2 separate regions of the Mus musculus genome follow, and region 2 is linked to region 1. Evidence: chromatin loops called from intact Hi-C (ENCODE). Cell type or tissue: heart. All regions are shown on one strand. Each heading gives the region's core, and the rest is flanking DNA. Links, peaks and the distances in the headings are about the cores only. Region 1 has its middle 25 kb from the start of Golm2. Region 2 overlaps Ctdspl2 (CTD (carboxy-terminal domain, RNA polymerase II, polypeptide A) small phosphatase like 2).

Region 1 (5,390 bases), core at 93-5,092:
CCTTTGGATTTAAAGATTTATTTTTATTTATGTGTCTGTATATATGAGTGTGTTTTATGTGTGTGGGGGTGGCTGAGGAGACCAGATCTCTGGCACTGGTGTTGTGAGCCACCTGATGTGGGTTCTGGGAACTAAATTTAGGTCCTCCAATAGAGCAGCAAGTGTTCTTTCTGCTGAGCCATCTCTCCAGCTTCTGGGAGTTTCATTTGTTTTATTTTGTTTTGCCTTTTGTTGTTCTTAAGACAGGTGGTTGATTGACAGCCTGGAGCTGGAACTCGTTCTGTAGACTGCAATGGCATTGAACTTTCTTTGAACCTCCAGCCTGTGTTCCTCAAGTATCACACCCAGCTAGTTTTCTTGCGTCTTTATGCTCCTGTATCTCTAACAGTTCTCCATCATGTTTGTCTTTCACAGTCTTGACACTCTTCAATTACAGTAACTAGGAAACCAGCAGATGTACTTCAGTTTGGGTTTATCTGTTTTTTCATTAGACTGAAATCACAGATTTTTGTTTGATTTTTTTGGTATTTTACCTAAAAAGAAAGGTAGTGTTCCATTCTCAGTGTTTCCAACTAAAGGAACATGATAGTGGCATGTCTAATTTCTAATTATTTTTATCCATGATCGTTTGGTTAACATGGTATTGTTATTAACTTACTAGGACTCTAGCAGCCCTAAAAAGCTGGGTTTGTTCTATATTATTAATTAGGATTCTTCTGTGAGTAGTAATTGCCCCTTCCCTTCCATTTATTTGTTTACTTAATTGCTTTTTATGTCAGAATAAACTCATAAACATTTATTATATCCTTGGGTTATGATATAATCCTATCCTCACATATTTGTGGATTAGATAATTAACTCTTCCCTCACTGTGAGCTGTTTTAGGCCGACCTCTGACTGTAAGCCCTCTGGGAGAGAAAGCAATAGTTTAAAGACAGGCACTGTGTCCCATCCTTTTGACTACGAAACTGTTAAAAACATTGGACCCCGAAGAATTTAAATTGGCCCAGGAATCCCATGTTCGGCATGGAAAGACACCAGCCAGAGGTGGTGCTTACTTCCCAGAGAGAGATTTTACACAGTTCTGTCAATGTAAATAAACATATGTGTGTTTCCTGCTTACATTTTTTTCTATGAAATTATAGCACAGGGTGAACATGAAAAGCCCTTTCCCAGAGGGATCACAACAGTCCAACAGAACTAACAAGAAATCTGACACCCACTTCTGGGCTCTCTGGATACCCACATGCACGTGCACATTCTCTCTCTCTCTCTCTCTCTCTCTCTCTCTCTCTCTCTCTCTCTCTCACACACACACACACACACACACACACACACACACACACACACACACACACACACAGAGAATTGGGCAACTCTGCTACAGAATAGTGGAAGTTGGAGTTCTCATCCAGTGAGACCCAACTGAAAGTAACTCCACTGACCTTTGTTGGTTTGTCTGCTATTTTCTTTCTTACTTTTTTCTTTTTTTTTTAAGAGTAAGTTTTTTTCTTAATTTATTTATTATTATATGTAAGTACAGTGTAGCTGTCTTCAGACACACCAGAAGAGGGCATCCAATCTCATTACAGATGGTTGTGAGCCACCATGCGGTTGCTGGGATTTGAATTTAGGACCTCTGGAAGAGCAGTCAGTGCTCTAAACCACTGAGCCATCTCTCCAGCCCTGCCTGCTATTTTCCTAATAAACAGCAGGATTATAAAGCTTAGACACCCCCAACATGACCTCTGACTTCTTCTGATGTGTTTATTCATTTCTCTTTCTTTCTCCCTTTTTCTTCCTCCCTTCATCCTCTCCCTTTCTCTCTCTTCTCATCGTGGAGGTTTCTAGCTAAATGTTTATTGGTTATTTAGTTGATATTTTGACTTTTTTCTTTCCTTATTTTATTATGCAAGCACTACTATTTTCCACAATTACCCTGAAAGGTCAAAGCATGACGAATATACTGGAGAGAGGGAGAGAGAAAAGCATAGCCAATGGCATTTATTTTCTGGTTCCTTGCTTTTTGTTGTTTTGTTTTTAAAGCTTAGGGAAACTTATCCAAGCACTCACAGTCTCCTTAGTCTCCTGAAAGTGATAACAACACTTATATCAGGGAGCCAATGAAGACTAGATAAGCTTTTAGCAGAAGAGGAGTTAAGTGTCTGTTGCTTTTCTGTTGCTATGATAAAAAACCATGACAGTTTATAGGAGGAAGGTTTATTTTAGCTTATATTTTCGGAGTCTTTAATAGTGGGGAAGACATCGAAGCAGGAAAGCATGATGGTAAAAGTAGGTAGCTTGCTGATCACATTGCACACATATTCAGGAAGCAAAGAGAACAAGCAGGAAGTAGAGCAAAGTTATAAACTCCCAGCGATGTACTGGGTGGCTAAAATTATGTTTTAAGTTGAAAATACTGTGTTTAAGAGATCTGTAAAAGCAAAAATGATTCTAACCTATAGGACATATAACTTTTTGGAATGCTGGGGCATGTTGCTCATGTAAGATAACAAGCCACATGTTTTCCCTTTGGTAAACACGGTTGGTTGCCCAATTGCACAGGGTGTGCTTGATCACACATAGATGGGAGATACATAGGCAGGAAGTATCTCAAGGTGTGTATTTGCCCTCATTGGACAAAGGTGGGAAGTACGAAAGTAGCCTTGTGGATTTTGCCTCTATAAGCACTGGACTAATGTAATTCAGGACCATTCTCTGGGAATCCCAAGTATGGACCTTGGCAGTGTCCACTGTCCTAGCCAGGACAATTTAATAAATCTTGCCTCAAATTTGGCTTAAAAATTGTGGTAGTGGTCTTATTCTTACTTGGTGAGATTAACAATATTTCTTTGAGCAAGACTGTACTTCCTAAAGGTTCCATAACCTTGCTAAACAGCACCACTTAGTGGAGACCAACTGTTCAAATATATAAGATATGAGGGACATTTCTTTTTTGTTTGTTGGTTTTTTTGGTTTTTGTTTGTTTTGGCTATCCTGGCACTCACTTTGTAGACCAGGCTGGCCTCTAACTCAGAAATCCTCTTGTCTCTGCCTCTCAAGTGTTGGGATTAAAGGCATGCGCTACCACCGCCCGGCCGACATTTCTTATTCAAACACTACATTTGGACCCCTGGTTCCTTAGGCTCATGGTCCTCTCCTGATATAAGTGCATTTAGTCCAATTTCAAAAGTCCCCATAGTTTTTAACAGTTTCAACACTGTTCACAAATCTAAAATTTCATCTGAAACTCAAGACAATCTCTTAACTATGACCCCCTATAAAATCAAAATATAAATTATATGGTTATATGTTGCCAGTGTATAATGTCACAGGATATACATTTCCATTTTTAAGTGGAAGAATGGGGACACAGTGACAAAAGGTTGGATCAAAGCAAGATGAAAACCCAGCAGGGAAATGTTCAAATCCTGTTGTTCTGTGCCCGGTATCTGGGCCACCCTCCAGCTTTGTTGTGTGTGGTATTTCTACTCCCCCTCTCCTCCCCCTCCTGCTCCCCCCTCCTGCCCCCCCCCCACCGTGTGACGCTCTCCACTATGATGTCTCACTGCTCTAACATTTCTGACATCTCTGCCACAACCCAGGCGTTATCTTTACGTCTTTATACGTTGATTTCTCAGGACTTTTTTTTTTTTTTTTTTTGCAGTAAGTCAGCCCTAGTGCATGAACCTTTCATGTTCCTAAAGCCAGTTCTATGTGGATGATACTGCTGAGTTTGGTTGTTAGTTTAGGATGGACCCTTGCCCCCTTGGATCATATGAACAGCAACTTTTGCATGCTGTTGATTTCTAGAAACAGGGAAATCCTTAGGCCATCTTAGCTGGGTGGGGTCTTGTCTTGGAGGCACCCTTCCCTTTGATCCAGTGAAGAGAAGGAGGTCTCTTTAATCACACAAATCTCATTAACACCTACAGCCAATCAACACACATCTTGACCACAACATTAGGCTTCCTAGTACTCGTCTCTCCAAACTATACATTTTGTATTTCTTTATTCTCCAGTTGCTCTTTTTCACTGTAGACCTACATAATCATTATTCTTAATAACCACATCATAGATTCAATTTTTTTTGTTTGTTTTGTTTTTTGTTTTTTGAGACAGGGTTTCTCTGTATAGCCCTGGCTGTCCTGTAACTCACTTTGTAGACCAGGCTGGCCTCGAACTCAGAAATCTGCCTGCCTCTGCCTCCCAAGTGCTGGGATTAAAGGCGTGTGCCACCAAATCTCTTCCACCAAAGAAACTGTGCCTTTACTTTTAAATTTAGCTGCAGGCATGTTTTTGGGACATGGGCAGAAGGCTGCTAGAGACCTTGTCAAAATATCACGGTCTCTAGCCCAATGGATAGTATTGTTCCCTTCTGAAACTTCTTGAGTCAGACTTCCACAGTCTGCATTGCTATCAGCATTACTGTCTTCCAGGTTTCTACTAGAACGGCTCTTTAAATCCTGCTTACAACATCCAAGCACTTTTCTAGTCCAAACTTTCCACATTCTTCCAAAACAAACCAACACCCGACTGGTTGGAGTCTTCACAGCAACACCCTCAACCCAGGCCCTGCCTAGTACCAACCTCTGTATCAATTACTATTCTGTTACTGTAATTAGACACCATGACCAGTAGTAGGTTATAGAATGAGAATCTATTGGAGCTTCGGGTTCCTGAGAAGAGTCCATAATGGCCAGGGAGGCACGGCAGCAGAGAGCTGGAGCAGAAAGCTGAGAGATTATTATTTCCACCAACACATAGGGAGCAGAGAGAATAAATTAGAAGTGGAGCAAGGCTATGTATGGGCTTTCAACCCTCCTCACCACCAGTAACATACTTCCTTCAGTAAGGCTATGCCTACCCAGAACTGTCCTAAACAGTGCCATGAGTATTCAAATATATAAGCCTACAGGAGCAGGGACATTTCTTACTCAAGCCACTACAGGCTGTTCTGAACTTTCCTTCACTAAAGAAATTAGTCCATTACTTTAAAATTTTATTCTCAAGCAAGTCTTTAGGGCGTAGGCAGATGCAATGACATCCTTTACTAAAATATCACATGTCTGTCTTCTAGGCTCTTGTTGATGGAGTATCTGCTCTTCTTTGAAACCTCTTGAATGAGCGAGCTCTCGACATTGGGTATTACTCTCAGCGCTACTCTCTCCCAGGCTCTGCTAATCCTGCCAGGTGAGAATAAAACCACTACAGGTTTGAGCCAAATCTGAAGAATGCGTTTTTTTTCAAAGCCAGGACCATTCTGGGGTTCCCAGAAAATGGCAGTGAGTCACCTTGTGCAGAGGCTTATAAAGGCAAACTCATAAAGCTATGTATGTCCCATCAGGCCCAATCAGGGCAAGCATACATCCTGACATACCTCCTGCCTA
Region 2 (5,390 bases), core at 309-5,308, 150 kb before region 1:
CTGGCTGTATAATCTGTTTTTTTCATTGAACTATTCCTAATTTGAAAGAGATATTTCAAGAATTCCCAAATGAAATATATTTTCTAATTTTTGATAAGGAGAGAATTATATGTTTAATTTATATCATTTTAAAATCTAAATATTACTAATAATTATAATGAAAACATAGTGCCAATGATTACTTACTGCAAAGGATGGGAAAGTTTAAAATTATTCTGAGGTATTGTTTTTTTTTTCTTTTTTTTTTTTTTTCTTTTTTCTTTTTTTTTTTTTTTTCTTCTTTTTTCCGGAGCTGAGGACCGAACCCAGGGCCTTGGGCTTGCTAGGCAAGCACTTTACCACTGAGCTAAATCCCCAACCCCCTGAGGTATTGTTTTTAATACTTTGTACAGTAAGTTACTATTCAAATACTGTTCTCTAATTAAAAGTGACATCAGTATTAAAGTTATAATCCCAAATACTATATACAAGGCATAATTATGTACAAACATATATATAGACAATAAAATTAAGTTTATAAAACTCAGCAACAAAATAATTATAAAGTCAGAATTTATAAAAGAGAAAATGTAGTCTGGTATTTACAAAAGAATTTTTCACTTATATATATTTTTCTCTTCATGTAGCAAAAGTAAAGCTGGTTTTTCTAGGAAGAGTTAGAAGCCATAATACTTCTAATTCTCTTTTTGTGGTGTGAAAAATATCCTGAGCTATATGATTTCCAAGAAAACAAAGAAGAAGCTAAACTTTGCTAATCATTGGGCTCTCCACTGGCCTCTTCCCCCCAGCTTTCCCCATAAAAGCAACCTCTACCAATAAAAGAAAGCATCCTTTACAAGCTCCCTACAGCATCCTAGCTCCTTGAGTGCTTACCATAGTCTGATTTCTGGACAGCTGACCCAAAGTTTGTTGATTTTACTGATCCTCAGAAAGCCACTCACTGGCTAAAGTCTTAATGGTGAATACGGTCAAAAAATCAGATGCCCCTGCCTTACTGTACAGAATGAGGAGATGGACAACACAGTTGCGTTTGATGCACTGTGGTGAGACATATGAGGTATCTTCTTTGTCTTCAATCAGCCACATTTGGGCTGAGTAGCTCTATTACATCTTCAAAAAACTGAGCTCCAGTTCTTGATGGAGACAGAGGAAGGTCATTGAGGAGGTGTTTCAGCTCAAGAGCTAAGTGAAAAATGTCTTTTGATTCAGTTCTGCTTGTGGATAGCAGTCATCTTCTGGATGGAAGAGGGAGTGAGATGACCTAGAGTCTTGAATTGGTGGATCTGCAGGAACAGAAACTAAATACAGTGGAGACCTCTTAACTGAGTAACACCATGAGATGGATTTCCTGACAATGTGTCAATATTAAACTAACTACAAGTTTAAACGTGCATTGGAGTGATCATGCACCTGTTTTTCCAAATAAAATGCATCTGTACAATTTTATGAACAAATCTTTTCTCAATCACTATGAAACAATTTTTAGGAAAAGTGTGTATTTATTAAATAGTACAGCAGTTCAAATAATCTGTACCTTTTGTGAGTGTAATACTCACTTTCAAGTCAGTTCTTTCATATTTCTTATATACACAAGCAAGTCTGTCTATCTCATCTAGCATCAGAGTAACTAGTCACCTTTGAGAAGGGTCTTTTATTCTTTCTCCATAAGAAGTGGACATGTAAATACTAAATTTAGACTTGAACAATTTATCTGTCTGAAAATTCTAAGGGTGGTATTACCTAAACTTATTTCTATTCACCAAAATAAGAAGAGCACATATTACAAAGTATGGTGATCTATAAGTATAGTAGCTACCTGAAAATTCCCTTAATCTTAAGAAAGTCTATTATCAGATCTTTATCAAATTTTCATTATAAAAATAAGAATTCCAATGAGTATTGGATTACTACCCCTAAGAATGCAATTTTATAAATTTACAGTATATATTCTCATAATTATTAGATCATAGGTCAGCAAATTAGGGCCTGTTAGCCAATTATAGACTACCACGTACTTTTTAGAATATTAAGTATTATTGGAACACAACCATATTTTTGAATACTTTTTGAGACAGGGTCTCACTATGTAGCCCACTCTGGCCTGGAACTTGTAATATATATAGCCCAGGCTGGCCTCAAACCAATGATTTTCCTACCACAGCCTCCCCTGTACTGGGATTGCAGTACTGGATTACAGGTGTAGGCCACCACTTCTGCTCATCTCCTTTTCTTGCATGGTTCATTTCGGGTTTGGAACAGCAGAAAAAGTGGTTGCAACAATAGCCATAAAATCTAAAACTCCTGATTTAGATAATTTATAACTTGAAACTGGTTTGAAGTGGAAGAAAAATAAAAGGTAGAACTGAAATTAGATATAGATGAACCTTTACAAGCTGAACACAAACTAAAAGTAAATCCTAAAAAAAGATATTTATCTTGCCTGATTCACAACAAGAAGCTAATTTTTAAACAAACACACATAGACACGCACATGCATCAGAGACTCATACAGACACACACATGCACACACAGATACACACAAGAATGGGATGCTATAGAACAGATATATTTAAGAACATATAGGCAGGTACCATGAATGTGCTATGTAAATTTCACCTCAACAAATTATTTTAAAATAAGAGTATATGCAGTATTTTATGGGTTTCTACCTTTAAGTGAGCCATGTTACATTACAGTGGTTAGATATGTAAGTTACATCTTACCTAATAATGTGGTTTCTCCAAAATCTCTTAGCTCATCCCAGACCCTTGTGTATATTCTTCTTTGCCAGTAGATGGAGACAACACCACTGAAAGTTTAAAAAACATCATTCCCTGTTTAAAGGGAGCTTGCTGGTCTGAAAAAACTGGGGGGAAGTCCTAAACCAAAGGACTCTCCATTTTTAAAAAGCTATGGCAAAACCACAAATCCAAGGAAGTTACTCGATATTAATATGGACAATCTTTAAAAATTTAGTTGAGGGAATTATGTCCTTCATAAAGTAAATAAAACTGCAATCATCTCTATAGCTTCTAAAACTCAACATCAAGCTCATTGCTATTTAGATAGTTGTGTTACTTTCTGTTCACTTTCAGAAAGTGCAACTCAAATATGTGAAAAAGTAGTTTTTGGAATTCTATAAAAGTAGGTATAATATACTGTATAGCTTTCTAAGCCTTTAGTTAATATGTACTGTTTTTTTTTCCAAACAAATACAATTATCCAGGTCCACACGTAATACCAACTTTTAAAAAGAAAATGCAGAAATGTTGGAAGCAATAAGAAAAATTTCAATATAGCATATCCATACTGAAAGGAGCCAAATGAATCCATTTCCCATATTTATTTCACTACTCAAAAAAAAAAAAAAAAAACACATAAAAAAGCAAAAAAAACAAAAATAACAAAAAAAAACAAAAAACAAAAAAAAAACCCAAAACTAAAACCACTACCACCACCAACAAAACCACACACAGAACAACCTAGAAGCCATTTGTAAGAGATAAATTTCAAATTGAGAAACTTAAGAATTCTCAAATAAGCTTTCCCTTTGAAATACAAAGGCCTTAAACAAGTTTTCAAAGTCATTCAAAATAAATGAATAAAAACCAAACTACAAAGAATAAACAACAATGCTACTGCATGGAAAACAGAGCACTAAGTTATTGCTGCATTACTTATATTGGCCTTAAGACTCCTGTCCCTTAAGTGGATTAAAGATGAGCACTCTATCTGGCAGGGAACAGCTCATTCAGAAAAAGCCTTAAACCAAACAACAATTCAAAATAAGAAAATCTTAAAATCCATTATTTTATGTATCTCTTCCCCTAATAATGTATCAGGACTAGTATCACTTTAAAAGGAGAGGAATATACTATTCAGATATTATAATGCCCGTCTAGATTAAATTAGAATGAAGATCCAGGTAAATTAAATCCTCATGATTTATGACTACTTAAAGCATTTGGCAAAGTAGCCCTGAAACATCTATTTAACTCTAAAATCTTATAATTCCTACAAGACAACAACTGAAATCTACCCCAAAAATCCTCCAAAAACCAAAAAACCAAAAATGCTAAAAAAAAAAATCATAACCACTTTGTACTTGCCCACCAAGAGCACATACAAACCAGGGACCTGGTCATTACTCACATAGCAAATGCTGCAGCTTTATTAAGCCTGAGGTGGCTTCCTCATGACAAGAAATTACTGACTTTTCCCAATCTTTAAGCAGCTTGTGTATGTAAATGTTATGCGTATGTTAACAAATGCAAACACACAAAAGGATTCTGCAGTTCTTTTTTGTTTGCTTGTTTTTGTTTTGTTTTGGTTTTTTGAGACAGGGTTTCTCTGTATAGCCCTGGCTGTCCTGGAACTCACTCTGTAGACCAGGCTGGCCTCGAACATAGAAATCCGCCTGCCTCTGCTTCCCGAGTGCTGGGATTAAAGGCGTGCCCCACCACGCCCAACTGGATTCTGCAGTTCTTAAAAGTACAGTCATTTCTTTCTTTTCTTTTTTTTTTTTTTTTTGTTGTTGTTGTTTTTTCAAGACAGTGTTTCTCTGTGTAGCCCTAGCTGTCCTGCAACTTACTCTGTAGACCAGGCTGGCCTTAAACTCAAATTCATCTGCCTCCGCCTCCCAAGTGCTGGGATTAAAGGCGTGCGCCACCACGCCTGGCTGTATAGTCATTTCTTAATTAAGCCAATCCTCTAATAAAAATTCTAATAAAAGTATGGCCAACAGATAATCCACAGTAAAATCTTAACAATATTTATATTTTGCACTGTAACCTGTCCACCAAAGATGAGAAAAATGCTTGTACCTAATAATAAAGCAGCAACTACAGGATTCCTTGAATTCTCTTATTAATATAAATTAGATATATTGAACTGTAATTTTACAGATAACATTACTGTAGTAAGTAAAAATGACCAACAAGGAATGAATATTTCATTATTATTATTAATTGGATTTATGGGGAAAAATAAAGACAAAATCCCAGTCTTAACGTGGCAAGTTGTTCTTGGGGATCTGTATCAGTGTTCCTTGCCTCCACCTGCTGGCAAAGATTATGAAACTAGTAGAGATCACAAATCAGAAAAGTTAGTGTTTTTTAATTATAAATTAATGTTTCACATTAACTATCTAGCATAATGCTACTACTTTGTGTTAATAAACCATTAAAATACTGATAAAACTACTAGTAAATCTACAGAAAGACACACTGAACATCACAAAAAAAATTTTCTTCACTCAGAATGTTACCTAATGGTTTAAAAATTAGGCTTAAAATTACCTGATAAATGACATCTTGGAAAAGGACTGGAAAAGTGAGCGCTGCATCTTCTAGCTCATTCAGACTGCAGTGCACTAGTGTCTCATCCTTAAA

Evidence for each region. Peaks named below come from ENCODE experiments on the same cell type or tissue, not always from the same donor. Only the 100,000 strongest peaks of a DNase experiment are listed, where the experiment ranks them.
Region 2: a loop joins it to region 1, with 2.8 times the contacts of the local background. A loop is called at or near these places in 3 of 42 quality-filtered maps.

Annotation. Positions count from the first base shown.
Region 1 is chr2:121,839,163-121,844,552 of GRCm38, reverse strand. No RefSeq gene overlaps it. Among named protein-coding and RNA genes, the nearest start is that of Golm2, 25 kb to the left of the region's middle. In heart, for the core only: a CTCF peak has its summit at 2,918; no DNase peak of the experiment used is centred there.
Region 2 is chr2:121,993,340-121,998,729 of GRCm38, reverse strand. It overlaps Ctdspl2 (CTD (carboxy-terminal domain, RNA polymerase II, polypeptide A) small phosphatase like 2), which reads right to left. Exons shown (of 13, transcript NM_212450.4): 8 at 5,298-5,384. Among named protein-coding and RNA genes, the nearest start is that of Eif3j1, 33 kb to the left of the region's middle. In heart, for the core only: a CTCF peak has its summit at 2,776 (motif pointing right); no DNase peak of the experiment used is centred there.